2 separate regions of the Homo sapiens genome follow, and region 2 is linked to region 1. A link is a loop called in an ENCODE intact Hi-C map of the cell type or tissue named here. Cell type or tissue: endothelial cell of umbilical vein. All regions are shown on one strand. Links, peaks and the distances in the headings refer to the core of each region. The heading gives the core; the rest is flanking DNA.

Region 1 (12,049 bases), core at 2,670-10,669:
GCAGAACAAAATGAAAAGTCTCCCATGTCTACTTCTTTCTACACAGACACGGCAACCATCCGATTTCTCAATCTTTTCCCCACCTTTCCCGCCTTTCTATTCCACAAAGCCGCCATTGTCATCCTGGCCCGTTCTCAATGAGCTGTTGGGCACACCTCCCAGACGGGGTGGTGGCCGGGCAGAGGGGCTCCTTACTTCCCAGTAGGGGCAGCCGGGCAGAGGCGCCCCTCACCTCCCGGACGGGGCGGCTGGCCGGGCAGGGGGCTGACCCCCCCACCCCCCCACCTCCCTCCCGGACGGGGCGGCTGGCTGGGCAGAGGGGCTCCTCACTTCCCAGTAGGGGCGGCCGGGCAGAGGCGCCCCTCACCTCCCGGACGGGGTGGCTGGCCGGGCAGGGGGCTGACCCCCCCACCTCCCTCCCGGACGGGGCGGCTGGCCGGGCAGAGGGGCTCCTCACTTCCCAGTAGGGGCGGCCGGGCAGAGGCGCCCCTCACCTCCCAGACGGGGCGGCTGGCCGGGCGGGGGGCTGACCCCCCCACCTCCCTCCCAGATGGGGCGGCTGGCCGGGCGGGGGGCTGACCCCCCCACCTCCCTCCCGGACCGGGCGGCTGGCCGGGCAGAGGGGCTCCTCACTTCCCAGTAGGGGCGGCCGGGCAGAGGCGCCCCTCACCTCCCAGACGGGGCGGCTGGCCGGGCGGAGGGCTGACCCCCCCACCTCCCTACCGGACGGGGCGGCTGGCCAGGCTGAGGGGCTCCTCACTTCCCAGTAGGGGCGGCCGGGCAGAGGCGCCCCTCACCTCCCGGACGGGGCGGCTGGCCGGGCGGGGGGCTGACCCCCCACCTCCCTCCCGGATGGGGCGGCTGGCCGGGCGGGGGGCTGACCCCCCCCACCTCCCTCCCGGACGGGGTGGCTGCCGGGCGGAGACGCTCCTCACTTCCCAGATGGGGTGGCTGCCGGGTGGAGAGGCTCCTCACTTCTCAGACGGGGCAGCTGCCGGTCGGAGGGTCTCCTCACTTCTCAGACGGGGTGGTTGCCAGGCAGAGGGTCTCCTCACTTCTCAGACGGGGCGGCCGGGCAGAGACGCTCCTCACCTCCCAGACGGGGTCTCGGCCGGGCAGAGGCGCTCCTCACATCCCAGATGGGGCGGCGGGGCAGAGTCGCTCCCCACATCTCAGACGATGGGCGGCCGGGCAGAGACGCTCCTCACTTCCTAGATGTGATGGCGGCTGGGAAGAGGCGCTCCTCACTTCCTAGATGGGATGGCGGCCGGGCGCAGACGCTCCTCACTTTCCAGACTGGGCAGCCAGGCAGAGAGGCTCCTCACATCCCAGACGATGGGCGGCCAGGCAGAGATGCTCCTCACTTCCCAGACGGGGTGGCGGCCGGGCAGAGGCTGCAATCTTGGCACCCTGGGAGGCCAAGGCAGGCGGCTGGGAGGTGTAGGTTGTAGCGAGCCGAGATCACGCCATTGCACTCCAGCCTGGGCACCATTGAGCACTGAGTGAACGAGACTCCGTCTGCAATCCCGGCACCTCGGGAGGCCAAGGCTGGCGGATCACTCGCGGTTAGGGGCTGGAGACCGGCCCGGCCAACACAGCGAAACCCCGTCTCCACCAAGACCAGTCAGGCGTGGCGGCGCGTGCCTGCAATCGCAGGCACTCGGCAGGCTGAGGCAGGAGAATCAGGCAGGGAGGTTGCAGTGAGCCGAGATGGCAGCAGTACAGTCCAGCTTCGGCTCCGCATGAGAGGGAGACCGTGGGGAGAGGGAGAGGGAGAGGGAGAGGGAGAGGGAGAGGGAGAGGGAGAGGCCCCCTTACATTTTTGCACGCAAGGCAAGTGCTTCACTAGCTTTACCCTAGCCGTAGGCCTGATCTTTGAAAATCAAGACCTTGTCTCTGCTGCAGCTTCAATGTCTTTGTTCCTCCTGAGCAGGCTCTGATTGATAAATTCTTAATTGAGAGCAGTCATATCACAAATACACAAACATCTTTTCAGGTGAACCCTCCACTGGTATTGACAATGGAGAAAGCTCTGAGAAATTCACCTTTAGATTTGAGTTAATTTGAGTTGTGGTAAATCTTAGTAACAACAACAAACAGTAGCACTAAAATGTATGTAGATGCATTAGGCTAAGTATTTTATGTGTATCACTCTATTTAATCTTTACAACAACCCATGAGCAATACTATTATTATTGATACAGCACTTTATAGACCAGGGAACTGAAGTACAGAGGGCTAAACTTGTTTAATGAAGCGCTCACAGGGTCGAGACCGGCTCCAGTTCACTGTTGAGCACTGTGCAGGCCTGCCTGTCAGCACAGGGAGAGCAACAGTTGAATTTAGCATCCTTCTTATCTGGGGGGGTCATGAGTAGGAACGTATTCATTATATTCTGAGGACTTAAGTGGTTGACTGAAAACCCAGAGCATTTCAGGTATTACATCTAGAGTTTTTAACGTTACATTTAGATATTACATTTAGGGTTTCCATAATATTTGAGAATAATCTAGAACTGATCATAGAATAAAGTGAAAGGAATGCAAATTTCTAGCTGATTCCCTACCCATTTGTTGAATAAATTCGGGCAATCAAACAATCTGAAATGTAGCATAATATTATGGCTTTGGTTTTTAAGATGGAAAAAGTGATTTATAAATGAACAGATTAAGAATCAGTTTTTTACTTTTCCTGATGGGCTTTTGTGGACACTGTTGTAGTTCTCAATAATCTTGAATTTATGAATGTGCCGGCTAGGAAATTATCAACACCACATGCTGTTTCCCACACTGAAAACTTTTAAGTATTGAGAAAAAAAATCTGTATTTATATGGGTGATAAAGTGAAAAATATAAAATAAAATTTTCAGAGTTGTGAGGGATTTGTTTATGTGCTATAGAAGTATATTGGAGAAGTTTTAAAAACTGGTTGGTTAAAAAAAATCAGTTAGCTTGAATTTTGAGTGGGGTGTTTCAGTTCTAGCTAGTGGATTGCTTAATCATCAACATTCAGCTTCTGAGAAGAAATTTCTTCCCAAGTGAATACAGTAGACTCTTGGCTTTCCCAGATTTAACATTTTCAGTTTCTATTATTTGGGAATGAACTTTAAGCTCTTCAATGTGGTGATTTGTAATTGGGTCAAATCATAAATATGACAGTGAGAATGCAAGACTAATTTGTTGGAGCCACTCCTAGCCAAGGAGAAAGCCTGTACCCACATCTTCTCAAGTGTGTATCTTATGGAGGAAATCATATGTTGTAGTGGTATTTACAAAAGCCTGAGGACATCCATCATAAATGTTAATGGTCTGCTAGTTGTACTTAAACTACAACTTTTCTCCATGCACTCACTAACACTCCCTCCCTCCCTCCCTCCCTCAGACCTCCTCTACACCAGAGCCTCCTGCCAAACCTTCCCACACCTTTGTCATTAACCCTTTTTATTTCAATCTCTCTTTTAGCTGGAGACCTGATTTTTCTACTCAGTTTTAAATGCTCTTAAGTATCATATTTTGTCACTCTATTTGTAGCACATCTGTCCTTTCTTCTGGATCTTAAATACATTCTGAATGAAATTCAGTCTTGTTTTGAAGGTCAGCTTTCCTTCTATTCAAACCATGTTTGTCAGTTATGGCTTTTGGTTTGTCTTTGAGGGGGTCTTGTTTTCCCTCTCATCTTTATGAATCCTTACTTGCTGCTCTGCAACATGTGTAAATTTCTTGTTCACAGCATGTCAGCAAATAACTTGTCAAGCTTCAGTGGCTCACTGTGATTTTTTTCTACCTCCAAAGAGTATATGAGTAGATTCAATAACATGCTGTAGAGCCCCAAACCAACCCTGTGGGAGAGGTCAGAGTTACCCTCAGATTTTGTAGTAGAGACTCAGGAATAAGTAGTGACACATAGACAGAAAACATCAGAATGTGACAAGCAATGGCTGAACCCACTTGTGGATTTTGCACTGCCATTTTACCTCTTTAGGCAAAATAAGAGGTTTCTGTTTCTGAGCCTAGTCTATTCCCTTAGAACCTTTCCATGTTATCCTTTATCTTTATGCAATGTTTCCCATATGTCAGCCATTCATGGCCATTCACCATCCCATTTTTTGTTATGAGCTTTCAAACTCAAATTATAATTTACGTGATATTTAAAAAATTTGTCTCTTTAACTTTGTATTCATTTGATGTTGCCTTTTCTAACCGTGACCATAAATAAAAACCCACTATCACATGGCACAAACATAAATAAGATCAAAAGTAGTATTTTTATCATTTGTCTACTATTGGCCTGCGCATTTGCTGAAACTGCAGCCTATTGTTTCTTTCTTGAAACTGGGGAGTAGGAAGCCTTCTGGTTATCAGTTGCTGCAAAACAAGCCACCCAAAACTTAGTGGTTTAAAATAATACTTTATTACTATCACTCACATTTTTGTGGGTTGACTTGGCTATCCTGTGGTACTCGTTTGGGTTTGGCATGAGGTTTCATTTGACAGCTGGGGCAGGGATTATCTGAAGGCTTGATTGGGCTGGATGTTCATGGTGGTTGTCTTATTTGGCTGGGCAAGGGCTGCTACCTGTTAGCTGGGACCGCCTGAAGCTATTTCCTGTAGTGCCTACACGTTGCTTCTTCATATGGTTTGTCATCACATGTGGCAGCTAAGTTCCAAGAGTGAGTGCTCAAAGAAGTCTTCGTGGACACTGAGGTTTCTTAGGATCTAGGCTCTGAAGTCCCACAACATCTTAACCACTTTCTATTGATTTAGTCTAGTTCAGATTCAAGGAAAATAGTAGGGAAGAATTTGTGGCCATCTTTTTATCTATCACAGTTATTGTCAGAGGGGTGTTAAAGAATAGCAAACTTAAATGTTCTTTGTGATGTAATCAGAGGGATTGAAAGAGAACTGAAAGGGGAATGGCATTCTACCATGTCATTTAATGTTATTTAATTCTGTCTCCATTCATTGCTTTAACTCATCTTGGCACCACCAATGTCAGTGAGCCCCTCCTCAATGTATTCACCCTCTTCTGTGATGCTTCATATCTCTTTCCTTTGGGATTTCAAGAAGAATTTGGTTGATATGTTCTTCTATCATTTTGAGGGTTACCTTCTGTCTTTTCCTAATGCTAAAAATACAAAGAAGAAAGGTAGAAAAGCAAAAGTAGCATTGTAATGAACAAAATTAGTGTTTTCAAGGCAAACAGCCAAGTATTACATAAGCCAACTCACAGGGCATTTTTACAAAAATTCTGGAGAAATGGCTATGCTGGTTTCCAGATTTAGAAACCTCTCTGGCTCACTTGAAAGGACTACTTGGGAGGAGGGATCCTATCACTAGACACCTTCCTTCATGGGTCAAACTTTTGATTCAAGTGTGCATGGGTGAGATACTAAGATGAAATAATTTGAGTGTCAAAATCTATGTTTATTATGGAAAATTTTAAGGTTATATTGTTTCTCAGGAATAACCCAAACAGACACTGATGACTAGCATTAGTGACGTTATGGCCAGATTATGTGAAAATTGACAAGCAAATATGGTGTAGTTTTCCCCTCTTTTAGGAAAAGCACAAAGAAGGATCCATTTTGTGAAAAATGCACAAACTCTTAAGGTTAAATTTAGAACCAAGGGTCATTTTTAAATGAAGTTTGATGGTATGATTTTTTTGACTGGTATATTGCTTTATATCTGCATCTAGTCATTATATGCATATATTTCAACCAAAGGTATACAGTTTTAGAAACTTCCTTTCATCAAGTTTCAATTTTTCCTTTTGCATTTATTGCTCAATACATGATTAGTCATGAGTAAGCATCCAGAATGATATATGTATTAGCTCTTCACTTTGGACAAGAAATTTCTTCCAATTTATATAATCACTCAACATGACTTAATTGTCATGGTTAAATCTCCTTGACTCTGTACTCAGTGGCATTAAGCAAGCAAATGTTGCTTATTTTTCACTAAGTACTAACTATGAAGAGCTGTTAGGAGCCTCTAGGAAGTTAACTTACATGAAAATTCTCTCTTGACCCCATTATATTTTTAAAGAAGTATAGATACTAGCCAATGCTGGGACTATGTCTTAGATAAATATTCAAGATGCTCTGAGTGGAATCTGTGCTAACATTATTACCACTGGTATAGTTTTTGCTCTGAAGATTTATGAAATGGATTATTATTTTGAAAGTGTTAAGCACTGTTAGGGGACTCTCTTTTTTTTGACTTGGACTGGATCCCACAATTCTAAAAGTATTTATGAAAACAATATGATGAAATGTTAATGATGGAAGTGTATCCTTGAACTTTGATTTTAAAAAGGTGTTAAATCACTGATGAGTCCTTGTCTTCACCTTTGCTTAGTTCCAAGATTAAACTCAGTCATAAACATGATATTTATAAAGAGTTTCTCATAACTTAGATATTACAATAGTAAATGAAGCAACAGAATCGATTCACAATTATGTATACAACTCAGTACAACAATTCAAAAATAAATATGCCTAGAAAAATACCTGGAAAAATATACCACCATGTCAATAGTCATTGCCTTCTGTTTGGATTATATTGTTTCCCCTTTGGTAATCTTTTTCTTTACACTTTTCTTTAATTTTTTCAACTTTTCTATAATGAAAACATTTTAGCATTGGCATGTGTCACTTAACTAAATGAGATTCTGTGATTGCTAATGTATATGCTTCAGTGAATTGTTAGTTTTTAAATTATGTTAATGAATAAACAGTTTCCAGGCCAGTCATTTTCTAGCCTCATTAATGCCATAGTGACATTTGTTATACTGTACTGAACGATTTTATATAAGAGACTTGAGCATTCTTGAATTTGGTATCCTTCTGGGGTCCTGGAACCAATCCCCCATGGATATGGAGGGCCGACTGTAAACGCCTTCTCCTGATTTGGGTTTTATACATTTGTATCAGCAGTCTTATAAACACCCTAGAAGGAAGCTCCACCTTCCAGAAGATGAGGCAGCATGCTCCTTAACTGTTGAATGAAGATTCTTTCCTGTTTCCACTCTTTGTTTGGTGGGCAGGAAGGCTCCTGCTCTTCAGTTGGAAGTGGCTGCAGCTGTTATTAGCAGATAAGCAGGAGTGGCCTGGCCATTTCTGTGACTCACAGTGACTTAGTGGGATTCATATCAAGAATTCCTTCCTTTTCTCTTGACAGTTTTCAGGTACTTCAGAAGGTTAGGTAGAAGGGATATGAGTGATTAAGATATATTTTATAGGAATAATTGAAAGCTGGGCATTTGATGTGTTTTGATTTTAGAACAGAGTACTGGACAGCTTCACATTTGGATTCTGGGCAGGTATGAATTCTAATGAGAGAGTTAAAAATAGTGCTAGGTAACTAGTAAAGTAAGTGACACAGAGACTTTCCTTTAGTTCTTCGTCCATCTTTGTTTCTCATTCGTTGACTTGCATTGCCTCATCCTTTATCTACTCTATCAGTGTGAGGTTATAGAATAATAGAGAGAAAAAGAAAACAAAAATAACATACTTAATTTCAATTTATTTATTGAATCAAACATTACCTAAAGTTGTTCTTTTGACATTTTTTCTCCTGTGATACACAGATGTCTCACTGAGTATCAAATAGTGAGAGGGAAAAAGATTCCCATGGGGTGAATCTGCATGGAAGAGTGTGCATTAATCTGTGCAAATGCCTACTAATCTTGGAACTTCTGAAGTAAAGAAAAATCCATTACTACTGCTCTATATAAATATTAACAACCTAAAAGTAACTTAAGTGATCTGCAATGGAATATGTGCCATTTAGATCTTTTAACTACTTCACACTTTCATAAGACTTACCACATATCCCAACCTCCCACTTTAAATAGACGTTTTTGAAAATATCAGTCAAGGAGAATCTTTAATTACTACATTGCTTCAGGGAAACATACAATTTTGGTAATAAGAAACACTACTTCAACAGATCTGTTCTTCACAAAATAGAGTACATGCAAATGATATGACTGAACTCAAATTCAGATGTTTGGCAGTTGAGCTATTTGGTGAAATGTCTTGAGGGAAAGATCTTTGGGTTCTTTTATACTTGATGACTTTAAATCTGTGAAAACTAAGGGGCTAAAATAAAATGAAATAACTGGGTCTTTTGTTTTTCTTCTTAATAGTTTATTGTGTAAAGAGGCCTCGTTTTCCTACTATACCTTATTCTTTGATGCTTTTCATTTCCTTGTATGTTTTGGAAAAATAATGTATGTTCATAGAACTCTAGGCACCATACAGCGACAATTGGTCAGGCCTTCTGAGCTGCAACACACTGCAGATGTGAGGAAGAATTGTAATCAGTAGGTCATCTGCCTGCATAATTTTCAGGGAGCCATCTTGCTCCTACCAGGACACATATGGAGGGGCATGTTTGCAATTTTATTAATAACATTTTTAACTCACAAAAGTTCCCACATAAGGAGGCCAGCACTGTCAAAGTTCTTTTTTCTATCTGGGAAGGGCTTATTTGGTTTATTGTGCCTTCTATGATCTTGTTTTCTATAAAGATAGGCTGCTAAAAGTGGTAGACAGTTACTCTTTACTCTATGCCCTATTCTACATCAGTGCTGAATGAGCAGGGGCTGTGGACAGAAGGTCATGAGGGAGGGGTCAGTTGGAGGGTGGCAGGGCAGGTAAGTGAAGGGTTTGGGCTAAGTCACATTATATGCTCACCCTCTTAAGTTTCGTGTGGTAAATTCCAGCTGGAATAAAAATAAGAGCCACCTTGATTGGGAAAAGAAACTGGGAGGTGTCTCGGAAGGGAAGATAGAGCCTAAGAAGCAGTATCTATTGCTAGCAAGAAAGCCTGGGCTCCCTTTGCCCCCATAAAAGTGTTTAGATCTGGTCGGTGAAAGTCAGACTTAAACTTTCCTCACCCACCTCAGAGCAGCATTCTGGAATAGTTGCTATCATTTATAGTGCTCTGAGGATATTTCAGGTTTTGTTTTTTTCTTTAAAGGATAAAGTCATTGATAGAACTATAATTACAAGGAGGCTCAGCTGTTGCTGTAGGTGGTAACAACTTATAAGGCAGTCTACACCGGCTGATCTTCAATTAAATTATTCATTTCTGCATGCAAATTCCACCCATTCTTTTCCTTTTTATGGCAGAAGCTACCAGTACCTTTATACAAATGATCTTGGTGGGGTTCCTGTCTTCCTGTTTGGAGATGGCCTTATTGAGTATGATTCAAGAAATAGACAGACCTCTTGCCTTCCTCATACCAACCTACAACCATCCAACCAACCAACCAACCAACCAACCAACCACCCACCCACCCACCCACCCACCCAACCATCCAATCACCCAACCAACCAATGATCTAACCTTTTCATAGGACAGAGGCCTTTATTCCCAGTTTTAAATTCAGTGGGAAGCATAAAGGACTATGATAAAATTATTTCTTGAATGTCTTATTACTACACAGGTCAGTTGAACATGAAAGGGGAAGTGGAGAGGTTTAAATTGTTAAGGTTAAAATTGTCAAAATTGGAGGGCTGTGGTCATTTTACATAATTTACATATGTATATTCAATTTTGTTTAAGGCTAGATTGTAAAATATCCTGCATAGAGCAGAACTGGACTATTTTAAAGGAAATTCTTTTGAATGGGTAATGAGCAAGACATGATGTGACCAAAGGACCTGAAAAACTGCCAATTTCTCAGTTTTAGGCTTCTGTGATCTTCCCCATACTTTCTCTGTTGGGTCATTGCTACTCATATTGATTGCACGGTCCTCTGATACTCACTCATTCCACAGTTACCATCTGATGAGATGTGGCTAGTTTCAGTGCTCTGATTCTGTTGAATGAGATTATGCAGTGAACTTGGGTATTTTCTTCAGCTTGTGATGGTTTAGGAATTGCTGTCTAGGACCTCTTTTTATACTGCACTGAACACAGTTATTTCCCATTTTGAGGTACTTACACTTTTTTGACAACTATTTTTTAAAAATTTAATTTAATTTTAAGTTCTGGGACACGTGCAGGACGTGGAGGTTTGTTACATAAGTAAACATGTGCCATGGTGGTATGCTGTACCTGTCACCCACCACCTAGATTTTAAGTCCTGCATGCATTGACTATTTCTCCAGATGCTCTCCGTCCCCCTACCCCCCAAACCCAGCAGGCCCCAGTGTGTGCTGTTCCCCTCCCTGTGTCCATGTGTTTTCATTGTTCAGCTTCCGCTTATAAGTGAGAACATGCAGTGTCTGGTTTTCTGTTCCTGCTAACTCACTATTTTGCATGTGTATAGAAAGGCGTTTTTAACTTACTTCAACTCAAGATCAATTTCTTAGTCACCTACTATGCACAAGACACTATTCCAGGTATTGCAGGAATTAAAAGGTAAGTGAGACATGGGCTGTGGCAGTAAATTGGTATTAAAGCAGGATTGGGAGATGGCATTCAGAATGGTGAAGAAATAGGAGAGCATGTTAGGTACTTCACTGTGAGTGTTAAAAGGAAAAAGAGATCACCTGAAACTGGGAGGCATCCTGATTTGCTTAGGTCTGCTGGTTTTGTTTTGGTGAGGTTTAGGGCCAATCAACAAAAACAATAAGTTAGAATTTCATAAAGGAAATAGTTTAAAGTATCTACTCCTAGAAACAAAGTATGTGTGAGAGGAGCAGTTATTGGCTGTCTGCTTTTTAAAATGCTTGCCCTTGACTTAAAGGTATGAAAAGAGAATTTTAAAAAATTTCAGTGAGTGTGGTGGGCACTATATCCTAGTTGATTCTTAATTATTCAGGAGCTAAATATCAAGTTGGAGAATTATCTAAGTTGTTCTCTTTTTCTCTTTCTTTTATTCCTGACTCCCATCTGATGTTTGTGTTGTTTCTTTTTTTTTTCTTTTCTTTTTTTTTTTTTTTTGAGACGGAGTCTCTCTCTGTTGCCCAGGCTGGAGCGCAGTGGTGCGATCTCGGCTCACTGCAAACTCCACCTCCCGGGTTCACGCCATTTTCCTGCCTCAGCCTCTCAAGTAGCTGGGACTACAGGCGCCTGCCACGACGCCCAGCTAATTTTTTGTATTTTTAGTAGAAACGGGGTTTCGCCGTGTTAGCTAGTATGTGTTGTTTCTATATACTAATTGCCTCAGAGCTGGTAGAAAGGAAATAACAAGATTAATAGATTAATTGCAAATCTTTAGCTATATTAGTTAAGGAAAAGGCTGTGATATTTGGGCAAAATGAGGGTAATTGGTGAATTGACTATTTGTTCTGGTTCATTATCATCGTGGATAATTGAGAGCTAATGGAAGTCATTGGAACTGGGCCTGCAGGGTGATTTAAGATCAGAATGTTTCTTAAGGGTGGGAAGAAGGTTCTTGATGTGATACAGTACAGAGCTCTTTCTTATTCTATATTAAATGCTCATAATGGTAGACTGGATAATTGTCTATATAATAATTGTCTATATATATATAATGGCCTCTATAATAATTTTGTAAAGTCTTACTTTCTTCCTTTCTATATATTTTTTGGGTACAGTATTTAAGTTACTGAGCTTAAAATAAACTTCCTGAAAGAGTAATCTGGGTTAAAAATGGTTATAGCTGCAGAAATACATACTGTGAATTGCTCCCGGAAATCTGTACGGCAAATGTAAGAGCATTTTGGCTCAACACACTTAACTCTAATGCATCTCATCCAATTAGAGTTTATGGCAACTGTCATTCAATATTAGCAGCTATACTTAAAATATGAGTGTTTTAAAATGATTGTGTTTATGGTTTCTTTCTTATCTCAGTAAAAACAGTTTGGTTTGCCAGCAAGTTTTTTTGTTTGTTTTTTGTTAGGTACCTTCTAGGTTGTAAATGGACAGGAAGCTGTCTATCAAGAGATTTCTTTCTTCAGCTCTTTTAAAAGTAGTGTGAGCTGGGGATGATATATAATATGATAAAATACCTAATGGATCCCTGAATCCACTTTCATTGAGTTCATGGAAGTTTGTAAATGTGCAGCTGTAGTGGCAGAGTGTTTATCAGTGCTGAGAATATCACTGTTCTTGCTTTTGAC
Region 2 (12,049 bases), core at 1,522-9,521, 190 kb after region 1:
TCACCCCTGAGCGAATGGATACAGTTGAGTCCTTGGACAGGTACGATTGGGAATCACGGAAGCAAAGCAAAACAACAACAACAATACCAAAGCAGAAGACCAGACCCAGGACCCCTGAGAGCCCAGCCAGCCTCCTCTTGTTTCTCTTGGACAGCTTTGCTATTCATTGGCTTTTAGTCTGGACATTGCTAGCTGCCATTTCTTGATGGGACAGAGGAAGTTCAAGAGCCATGCCTCTAGCAAAAACTTTACAAAGGCTATACTCCTTTCATATTCCTTCCTCATGCCCCCTCCTCCACAGCCACAGTTCTACTGTTCAGACCTACAATCTGTCCTTTATCAACTGAGGAGTTACAGCAGAATCTATTCTGTGTCTCCTCTAGGCAACATTTACTTCTTCAATTTTCATTTTGTTGTAAAGTTTATTTCAATTTTTTTGTCTATTAAACGTTTAAAAATAATGTTGGAATTTTGGCAAACAGTTACGGTTAACAGTCATGCCAGAAACATTTGGTGAACGCAACTGGGAGGGGCAAAATAGGGATGAAGCCAAAATTGAGGGTCTTATTCCAGTGGCAGCCAGTTTAGTCTCGCTCAACCTAGTAAGCCCTCAACTCACTTGGAATCTTAGCCAGCTGCTTTACAATGGATATCATTGATTACCAGGAAGAAGGTGGGTGGCAGAAGGGAGAGAATGGATGGATCACTTCTAGAAAAACAGCTTGAATCTCATATGTCAGTACCATTATTTTTATACACAAAAGAAAATATTATTAAGCCTTATAAAGTGTAGAGTATACATTTAGAAGGCATAGCATCTATCTGGGGGTTATAAACTAAGTTTGATATATTTATCCGTGGACGAGGTATCTGAAAAGATACTCCTAGACACATTTGTAGAATCTTGTTATTGTTTGGCTAATTAGTGCAAAATAAAGACCCTTCTCTCCCACCTCAAGAAGGTGATGTTATTTCCACACTGACATTTATAAATAAGGAAGTGCAATGCATAAATGAGGCTTCTAATCCATAAATTAGCAAACAATAATTTAACAAATTTTTATTTCATTTTATTTTTGGTGAAACCAAATTTATTAATTCAACAAATGTATCTGTTACGTCTTTACTAGGTGACAGGCTTTGTGCTTGGGAATGTACTGGTGAATAAAAATGTGGCCTTCTGGTCTCAGAGCTGACAGTCTAGTGGGGGAAGCTGTCATTTAACAAGCACATGATGTGTGTTAAATTTGTCCTTATGATGGGTGCCTTAAAAAAGTGCATGACACTATGAGAGTGTGCAATGGGATTTGACCTAATGGGAGAGGCCAGGGAAGTATTCCACGAGGAAATACCAGTACAGTGGTGAGTAAATATTCCAGCCTTTCATGGATTCCAAAACCCTGCCTTGTATCTTGATACTTGAGTGTGGTTGCCAAAACAATTTGAAAATAATGGTGAAAAGAAAACACATCAAAATAAAGATGTGCCGGACCTCTTCAACATGGTCTGGGGAGTTCTAAAATTTCTGCCTTGCTCATTTAATTACCACTCATTAGCATTATGGCTAATTTGTTATTATATCAAATCTGGCCATATTAATTACAAATTAATTTAATCATCCACCTTCTAAAATATAATCTGCAGCGAAGTTTTATAACCATGTGTATCCATAAAATTCATTTAATAGCTTATAGTTACAGAGGAGGATGTTATAAGGTTGGTTTCTGAGAAATTTCTACAATTTAAAGCTGAAAAGATGCAGAGAGAGAGAGAGAGTTATATAATATAGAATATTAGTATTAGTGTTAGATATATGGGTAAATTTTTTGAAGTATAATTGATGCATCTATAATTTAAAAAAAGCCACAAGTTTAAAACATTATTTCAAACAGCTCTTATCCAACAATATAGGACAGTTTAAATAGAATGTTAATGCTTCTTAGCAATAGGCAGACTGGTTACATGGTGTCCAGATTTCTGCCTTGGGTGGCTGCATCCCAGCTGTGCTGCCCAGGAGTTTAGTAGAGATAAAAGCCGGGCTGTTGACATGATTATGGAAGCACACACCACTTTATCTCCAGTAGAACTAAATTTAGCATCTCTTGGAGGTACACTTTTTTTTTTCAGATGAAAGCTGCATTTTATAATGAATCTGAATAATTCAAAAGTGGCAGGATCCTAATGAATAGATGCATCATAGACCAGAGGACTTGGCTCCAACTTGTGAAGTTATTGAAGGTCTTACTTTTCTTTCAGGAAAATTTTCCTTAGAGAAAATTTGTTTCTTACACACAGAGTTTTAGCCTAAGGTGAGTTGTAGCTTAAGTGAGTTTGATGTCTTAACTCTGCATTAAGTATTTCTTACAGTGATATAAGTGGAAAGAAAACATTGATAACCAAATTGTTTCATTCTGGTTCCTTACAGCCCTTGTAGGTTTTATACTCACAAGCTCCTTTTCTGATATTGTTACTCAAGGAAGACAAAAATGGGCTACATCTATCTAATTTCCTTATTGTTAATCCAAATCAGAGCAAAATGAGTTCACTTCTCTGAATGTGTGTGTGTGTGTGCATATATATATCTATATATACATATACATATATACACACATATATGGTATGCACACAGACATTGTCAAATAAAGTCAAATCTGAATTTAGATAGAGAATCTGTTCAAAAGAATTATCACAATAAGGAGAGGGGACTACTGTGATAGGGGAACTATTGTAATGGGGAGAATGCTCCTACCTTAAGATCTGTAAGCATTTGAAAGGCCAGGCAGAAAGGATTTTTCTTTTATAGGGAAGGGCACAGAAGGTCAGAAAGAAGCACATATGAGGGAGTGGGTAGCGTGATCCCACAGTTGATCCTACAGTGAGGAAACATCTTTCCTGTGGTCAGTCCTTTCTTGGTAAGAGGCGATTAAGGAGAGGCTGTGTGCTGTCTCAGGATGAGAGTGGGTCAAAGTTCCAGGGCCTAAGGGGAAGAGAGAAGCCTAATTAAAGTTTGGCCAAGTCCAGGTAGTAGGTATCAATATTTTCTCCAGATTGGTTAGTGGACACAAACAGACAAACAGTTCAGCTAGTCATTTATGAGGCAAGAAAGGGAATTTGAAAGGTCTGTGTCTGGCCATGTCACAGATAAACAAGGGAGATTCCATGAGTCTTAGCCAAGTCCTATGGGGAAGAGGGGTTCTTTGCAGTAAGTAAGGTCTTTTGAGGAACACAAAAGGATGAGGGGATTTCTTAACCATCCCTGATTTCCTGGAACACAGGGCTCAGATAAAGTTGAGCATTGTCAACATATGCATTTATATATTGTATTATGCTGCTAATAAAGATATACCTGAGACTGGTTACTTTATAAAAGAAAGAGGTTTAATGGACTCACAGTTCCACATGGCTGGGGTAGCCTCACAATCATGGCAGAAGACGGAAGAAGAGCAAAGGAATGTGTTACATGGTGGCAGGCAAGAGAGCTTGTGCAGTGGAACTCCATTTATAAAACCATCAGGTCTCGTGAGACTTATTCACTACCACTAGAACAGTATGGGGGAAACCACCCCCATGATTCAATTATTTCTGTTTGGCCCCGCCCTTGACACGTGGGGATTATTACAATTCAAGGTGAGATTTGAGCGAGGACACAGCCAAGCCATATCTCATATATAAAAAATTTTTATGAAATATAAAATTATTAAATATATAAAATATATACATATAATATATAAAAATATACTTATTAAATATATAAAAATAGATACATATAAATATATAAATATACATGTATATATAAAATGTTATGTGTGTATATATGTATATGTGTACATACAAATATGTAAATGTAAAAATCTAAAGAATAATTTAGGTTAAGCATAATGAAATTAGATGCTACTTTTTTAAAGTCATATTGAAAAGATCGTGATTATGGAGCAGCAAAAAAGTTACCCTGGAGTCATAAGTGGTTATTTTCCAGTTTAATTAAACATTTCTTATTTCAAGTAGATACAATGTGCTCAAAGATACATCAAATATGAGATTACATACTCATAGTAATAGGCCAGGAGGATAAATCTTTTTTTCTCCTTATTTCCCACTTTTTGTAAAATGATTTTGTACTATTAATTACTCTCCATACATTATTGATACTTTTAGTATTTGTGGTAAGTGAAGATACCTATCTATGAATGCAGGATAATTAATAACTGAATTTTCCCTTTAAGGAAAAACTCATGGCCTTATGAGATTAATTATAGATTCTTTGAAAAACGTATGCCCTTGGAGTTTTAAAAATATGCTTAAATTCATAAAAATTTACACATAACTCTTCAGATAACTACTTGAATAAGACAAGAAATACGGATCATTATAATAATTTTATTAATGCTTTGAAAAAAGGTAACTTCCAGAAAGAAAAGACTCTCACAGAACCATGACTTAGAATTAAGTATTAGACTTTTGCATCATTGCATAATATTATGGAAAGGTTAACAAGTCGTTATGTAGAAGCTCCAGGGTTTCAGAGACAAAGAAGAGAATCCTTCCCTATGCAGTGAAATACACTAACCCCTCATGATGGGATTTGTAAATCTGCCAGGACGAAGCTATGTGTTCTAAAAATAGCTAAAGTCTTTGAGTGTTTATTTAAAAGATAACTATTCTCAATGGATTTTTGAGTCAGTTATACTGAGGGATGGAAAGTTCTTAAATTGCTTTACAATGTATTCCAGGGAAAAAATATTGCAATTCAAATCTCTCAGAGGGATTCCTTAATCAACTAGAATATTCTGGATCTCCCAGTTGTCAGCTACTCAGCAGCTGGCCTTATGAAAAAAACTAGAATAAAACTGGTTCATGAATGTGTTGCCTGGGAATTTTCCTTTTCTTGGGTCAAAAAACATTCCTGATCAATTACAAATAAATCTAGTCTCAGAAAGTTGAGCTCCTTTTCTTAAGCATGTGTTAAGAGACATATTTTTCATATACATTTAAAATATACTGGATGCCCTGAAAATATGACTTGGGTTTCAGCAACAAATTCTGATTTCCTTGGGTCAGAAATATGGGTCTCTATCAGTCATTTTCTGTTTTTTTTTTCTTTTTTTTTTTCAGATTCAATTGGGCTTCACTTTTTTGTAAGCAAAGATATATAGAAAGGGAAGGTTGAATGTGTTAGAATTACTCATGTTCTCTGGTGGTACATTATTGTAACAGAAGTTTATTCCTCCAAACTGCTTGGATGGGCACAATTTGAACATATGCTGAAACAGTCCTATAGACACTTGAGAGTTCCATACAGTTTATTTGCTGGTGAAATCATGGATGGTTACACACCGCTTCCTCATTCCCTTACCTTCCAGATGGCTCTCCACACTTACCACACATGTTGCAGGAAACAGGTTCTTGTTTATCGTGGGTTTGCTATCAACCAAGAAACTGATATCTAAGACTGCTAAAAAACAAAGCTAGCGTATAAAGTCTTGTATAGGAAAAGTATGTTTTAGAGGTAACTATGTCCTAGTATTAAATCTGAGTAGGTGAGACTGAAGCTTCTTAACAATGTATATTGTGTATCCTCTGAGTCAGCCCATAGAGTCTTTACATGTACTCTGAAACTAGAGAGGGAAAAAGCCAGCAACTTCCTTCCTGTTCTCCTTTATCAATAGTACATTTTAGCCTGGGAGAGGAAGAATACCATCAAAAGGAACAATTATATGTATGCATAGTGTGTGCTTGTATATGTGTTATATCATAGGCTCGTTTCTTATATTAAACAACTCACTTATTAAACCCTGCTTATTGTAAGCTCTGTAATAATACATGTAGATATGATAATAACAATAATAGAGGAATGAAATTTTCCTTGGAGGCTTTGGTTAACTAAATGTATTCTCAGCTGTTCTTATGAAAAACATAAAAATGTGTAAGCAATATAATAATTACAAATGCCATCAAGATGGAAATTACAATTTTAAATTCTGAAAAATATAGTCTTTGCTACTGAATCACAGTTTTATCAACCATACTAAATCATTCGGTCATCCTCTACTTAATAACCACCACCTTAAAAATTGCTGGGTTCATCTCAGGAAGCATAATTTTGTTCTAGAGATTCTTCTCTGGTCAGAAAGAGAGAGAGGGAGAGGAGAGAGAGAAAGGAGCAAATAATAAAGTGACTACTACTGTCCTTCCTCTTTAAATAACAGCTCCTGGGAAGGTCAGATCCTTTGGCTGTTTTGTCAAAGATACTCAGGAAAAGTTTTCATAGAGATCTCTGAACTACAGGAGACTTGAAAATTAATTACATGAAACTTTATGAATTTTCATTGAAGTTAAACATCAGCACAACCAGTATTATTTTCCTGGAGCTTTTGATTAGACATTTCTATACCAGTTTGTCTGTCATTTCTTTTTTGCAGCATAAGGTTTAACAGTCTAATCCCTGAATTGGCCAGAGCTGCTGCATACTCCTATGTCAATTGTGCACTGCACAACCGTAGGGGGTGCCATTCCCACTGAATGCATGTGAGTAGTGTCCTCTGGATTTGTCATGTAGTTACCATGAAGTTGTCAGTCTAAGCATTTTTCTGTCTCTAACCTTTTGTTCTCCATGAAGTTTTGAGTGCCTTTAACTATTATTACATTAATTATAATTATTGTCTAATGTAGTGATTTTCCCTACTAAGGTTTACATTTAGGATAAATCTTCAGTCATTTCAAAAGGATTCATATACAGTAGTGTGTCTTCATGTGAAACTATTGTTATTTGTGTATTGAAGCACAGTAGAGAAGCCCAAGAATCCAGAGTATTACATACATCAGATGAGGAAAATGTCAATTGTAACTCAGCTAGATCTTAACTTTGATTGGTTTTGACAACCAAACATAGTTGATTCAGTTTGTAACTTGACAACAGAAACTGTAGGCATTTGGAAAATAATATCAAGTCCTCTTTTCAAATCTAATACATCCTTCTTGTGTAAGAAAATTTAATTAAATTCATTTAATCTTCTGAAAAAAATGCTCTAAATTCATTTAAGAGAGTTAAAAATAAATAAATCTTTTAAAAAGCCTAAGACTTGAGTGAGAGAAATGATTTGATGTTAGTCTGTTAGCTTCAAGAAAAAATGCCAAGTTCTTGACCTGGATAGAAGGTCCTCTGTGATGGGGGCTTTGCTTACCTCCGTGTCTTCACATTTTATATTCTCCAGGCCCTCAGTTCTGTTTCTTGGAAATATCAGGCAGTTTTGGGATTCCATGCCTTCGCACTGCTGTTCCTGCCAACTGTGATGTTCTTTCCCTCCTCAGTCACCCACCAGCTCCTCTTCATCACTCACATCCAGCACTAGTGTTATCCATTGCCTTTCCAGGGAAGCCTTCCCTGCTCTTGTCCCTCCATACCCCTCACCCTCCAATTCTCATCAAAACCAAATTATCTCCTGTATAGTGCCAGATCTGTAGCTTATACACAATTTTATTCCCATGCTCACCACCCTGACTCACTAAATGTTAATGATGTGTCCCTATGTCTTTTTCTCATACAAAATCCTGCTCCTTCAGGGTGGGGACTGTGTTTTAGTACAGTGCTGAGATTTAGGAGAAAGCAGAGGATTACAGAAGCTCTGCAAGTTGTTCAAGATGATGCGACTAACTAGTAAGCCGTGGGGATGGATGCACACCTTGATCTATGTGACACCAAAACCTGTCCTTAATATCCACAGTCATGATGTCCAAGGTCACTGTAGATGCCTGTGTACCAAAGCTTGTTCTTCATATTGGGCGTTGTGTCCAACGTCACCATTGGATGCCTATGTGTCATTTGGGAAGATGGGCGTTTCTGCAGTTCTTGGCAGCTCCGTTTTCTCATGGGGTTGAAATTTTGTCCTGTTTTTCTTACTTCAACCTCTGGGGAGTTTCATTTTTCCTGGTCTACTCTTAAAAAAAATAATTTTTGTGGGTACATAGGTGTATATATTTGTGGGGTACATAAGATGTTTTGGTACAGACATGCAATGCATAATAATCACATCATGGAAAATTGGTTATCCATCCCCTCAAGGATCTATCCTTTGTGTTTTAAATAAACCAATTATACTCTTTTAGTTATTTTTAAATATACAATTAAATTATTATTGACTATAGTCACTCTGTTGTGCTATCAAATGCTTGGTCTTATTCATTCTAACTTCTTTTTGTACCCATTAACCATCCTCATCTCCCCTCATTCCCCACTACCCTTCCCAGCCTCTAGTAACCATCCTTCTACTCTCTATGTCCATGAGTTCAATTATTTTAATTTTTAGCTCCCACAAATAACTTAGAACATGTAAAGTTTGTTTTTCTGTGCCTGGCTTATTTAAGTTAACACAATGACCTCCAGTTCCATCCATGTTGTTGCAAATGACAGGATCTCAATCTTTTTTATGGCTGAATAGTACTCCATATGTACTATCACATTTTCTTTATCCATTCATCTGCTGATGGACACTTAGGTTGCTTCCAAATCTTGGCTATTATGAATAGTGCTGCAATAAACCTGAGAGTGCAGGTAACTCTTTGATATACTGATTTCCTTTCTTTTGAATATATACCCAGAAGTGGGATTGCTGGATTGTATGGTAGCTCTATTTTCAGTTTTTTGAGGAAGCTCCAAATTGTTCTCCATAGTGGCTGTACTAATTTACATTCCTGCCAACAGTGTATGAGGGTTCCCTTTTCTCCATATCTTCGCCAGCATTTTTTATTGCCTGTCTTTTGGATATAAGTCATTTTAACTGGGGTGAGATGATATCTCATTGTAGTTTTGTTTTGCATTTCTCTGATGATCAGTGTTGTTGAATACCTTTCCATATGCCTGTTTGCCATTTGTCTTCTTTTGAGAAATGTCTTTTCAGATCTTTTGCCCAGTTTTTAATCAGATTATTAGAGTTTTTCCTACAGAATTGTTTGAGCTCCTTATGTATTCCGATTATTAATCCCTTGTCAGATAGGTAGTTTGCAAATATTTTCTTCCATTCTATAGTTTGTCTCTTCACTTTTGGGTTGTTGCCTTTGCTGTGCAGAAACTTTTTAACTTGATGTGATTTCAGTTGTCCAGTTTTGCTTTGGTTTCTTGTGCTTGTGGGGTATTACTTAAGACACATTTCCCCAGACAAATGTTCTGGAGAGTTTCCCCAATGTTTTCTTGTAGTAGTTTCATAGTTTGAGGGCTTATATTTAATTCATTTTGATTTGATTTTTGTAAATGGTGAGAGATAGGGATCTAGTTTCATTCTTTTGAATATGGACATCCAGTTTTCCCAGCACCATTATTGAAGAGACTGTCTCTTCCCCATTGTATGTTCGTGGCACCTTTGTCGAAAATGAGTTTACTGTAGGTGTGTAGATTTGTTTCTGGGTTCTCTATTCTGTTCCATTGGTCGATATGTCTGTTTTTATGCCAGCACCATCCAGTTTTGGTTATTACAGCTCTGTCTTATAATTTGAAGAACCTGGCCTACTCTTTTACTCAGTTTCATCTTTTCCTACCAGAGTATTCCATCTTTTCAGAATACAGGCAGGCTCCCATATGCACTGGACTGGCAATTTGCTTTTGGCTTTTTCTCTCAATAGGACCAGTGCCCATCTTTATTTTTCTCCTCCTTCTGGTGGCCATCTTTTGACTATCAGGCAACTGGTGACTGTTCTCAGGGTTATTTGATATAATTGCACAGGTTTCTAGATCAGTGCTTCAGCTCCTTCAAGCCATTTCCCTCAATTCATGCTGTGTACAGGCATCCATATACATATGTACACAGATATCCTGAGTATACATTATATACAATTTTTAGTGGCCCTATTCTACATTCTACTCTTCTAGTGCCCATGTTTGATTTTTTGTTGTTACTCTAGAAGAAGCACACAAAATGTGCTCAAGATGTGAACTGAATTATATGAATTTAAATCTGTGAAAATATTAACAATTATCCCAGTGCAAGAAGACATTGGTCACTATTGCCTTTGGTTGCTCATAAGAGGATAAAAAAAAAGACACTTTAACTCCCTTTAGGTTTATTGTCTTTTTCTAGCATGGTTCAGATATTAACAATCAAAGTGACTGAACTTTAGATTTTTTATATGATCTTTTCTTAAAATCTGGGTAACTTTTATCTTTGAGTTTCTTCCTTCCTTTGTGAATCATCACCATCTTCATCACTGCCAATCTTTAAGTATTTACCAAGAACTCATCATATATCTAGTGCCATAAATATATGAAAATGCTTTTAGAAAATGCTCTCCTCCCCGGTATTCACTTATGCTCCAAATTGGCAAACCCTTTGGTCTCAGTTACACTTTTGGAATAATCCTCTCATCTTGAGATCATCATTATTTCTATTCAATAAACTAGAGAATTATTGTAAAACAAATTGGGTATACCAGAAAGAAGTGGGACATTTTAGAGAAAATCAGAATATTCACCATAAAGCTGGAATTAAGCATATGACTGATTGGAACTGAATTTGTTCCAGTTTTAAAATATATTTTTAAAATGTAAAATACACTTAACAACAAATAATCACTTATAGTTATAAAATATGTATTCTCTCTAGACAGTGTTCTAAGTGTTTTGTACTTATTAAATCAGTAAATTCTAATAGCAATTATGTGATATATGTACACACTATTATGATATCCATTTTCTACAGGAGAAAACCAAGGGACAGAAAGGTTAGCTAATAGCTAATGAGTGGCAGTGCCATGATTGAAACCCAGGCAGTGTGGACCCGCAGTCCTTGTCCACAGTCTGACAAGACTGCCCCACCTGGTCCATAGCTGTTTCATATACAATGAATGAAAAAGCTCAATAACAATGGTAAATCCACACTTCATAATAACAATTAAACTCCTGAACTTGTAAATATATAAAAGCAGAGAGATAGATGCTCATCTTCAGTGGGGAGGGAAGGGTTTGTTATTCATGTTACAATAGGCAAACTATCCCTCAATTTTAAATACAGAGGATTCTAGTGTGGTTGGCTGTAGATAACAAGTCCACTTGCAACAGAGATTGGAACATTAGGAGGGGTTGACTGTTATGGACTTGATGGTGTCCCCTTCACAAATTTCTATGTTGAAATCCTAAACCCCCAGTATCTCAGGATATGGCTGTATTTGGAGATAGGGCCTTTAAAGAGGTAACTAAATTAAAATGAGGTAATTGGTGGGGCGGGGGATAATCCAATATGATGGGTGTCATTATAAGAAGACAAAATTTAGACTTAGACAGGTACAGAAGGAAGACCATGTGAAGACATAGGGAAAAGATGGCCATCTATATAAGCCAAGCAGTGAGGTCTCAGAAGAAACCAACCCTGCCAACACCTTGATATGGGACTTTTAGCTTCTAGAATTGTCAGAAATAAATTTCTGTTGCTTAAGCTACAGAGCAAACCTCGCTCCGTAACCTGTTAGGAACCAGACCATGCAGCAATGAGCATTGCTGCCTGAGCCCCGCCTCCTGTCAGATCAGCAGCAGCATTAGATTCTCATAGGAATGGGAAACCAATTGTGAACTGTGCATGTGAGGAATCTAGGTTGTTTGCTCCTTATGAGAACCTAACTAATGCCTGAGGATCTGAGGTGGAACAGTTTCATCCTGAAACTATGCACCCCTCTCCAGCCCCCCAGTCCATGGAAAAATTGTATTCCATGAAACCAGTACCTGGTGCCAAAAAGGTTGGGGACCCTGGCTTAAGCCACCCTGTCTGTGGTGCTTTGTCATGGCAGCCCTAGCAGACTAATACAGGGACCTAGGAGGAGAAAGCTAACGTTTGAGTTTCCTAGTGCAAAACTCATCAGGACACAAACTTAAAACTCCACAATTTTCTCTTGATCTTTGGCAGAAAAATGTAATTTAATTAGGATGCATTTTTATGTAAAGTGGGGTGCCCTTGGCCACATGACTTGTTCTTTATGTGGGCAGATAGGACAGTCTCCTTAACCAGCGTGATTAGAATTTCACTAGCTTATCGCTCAACAAATACACACATTGTTACTCCACTGGCTTCTG

What was found. Peaks named below come from ENCODE experiments on the same cell type or tissue, not always from the same donor. Only the 100,000 strongest peaks of a DNase experiment are listed, where the experiment ranks them.
Region 2: it touches region 1 in a loop (2.2-fold over the local background); 2 of 110 quality-filtered maps call a loop at or near these places.

What each region holds. Positions count from the first base shown.
Region 1 is chr2:197,922,378-197,934,426 of GRCh38, forward strand. The region is part of intron 1 of PLCL1 (phospholipase C like 1 (inactive)); the gene reads left to right. Among named protein-coding and RNA genes, the nearest start is that of PLCL1, 120 kb to the left of the region's middle. RefSeq lists an enhancer at 6,968-7,262. In endothelial cell of umbilical vein, for the core only: no CTCF peak of the experiment used is centred there; a DNase peak (open chromatin) is centred at 7,084; H3K27ac peaks cover 619 bases.
Region 2 is chr2:198,112,241-198,124,289 of GRCh38, forward strand. All of the region lies in intron 5 of PLCL1 (phospholipase C like 1 (inactive)), which reads left to right. Among named protein-coding and RNA genes, the nearest start is that of LINC01923, 260 kb to the right of the region's middle. In endothelial cell of umbilical vein, for the core only: no CTCF peak of the experiment used is centred there; a DNase peak (open chromatin) is centred at 5,631.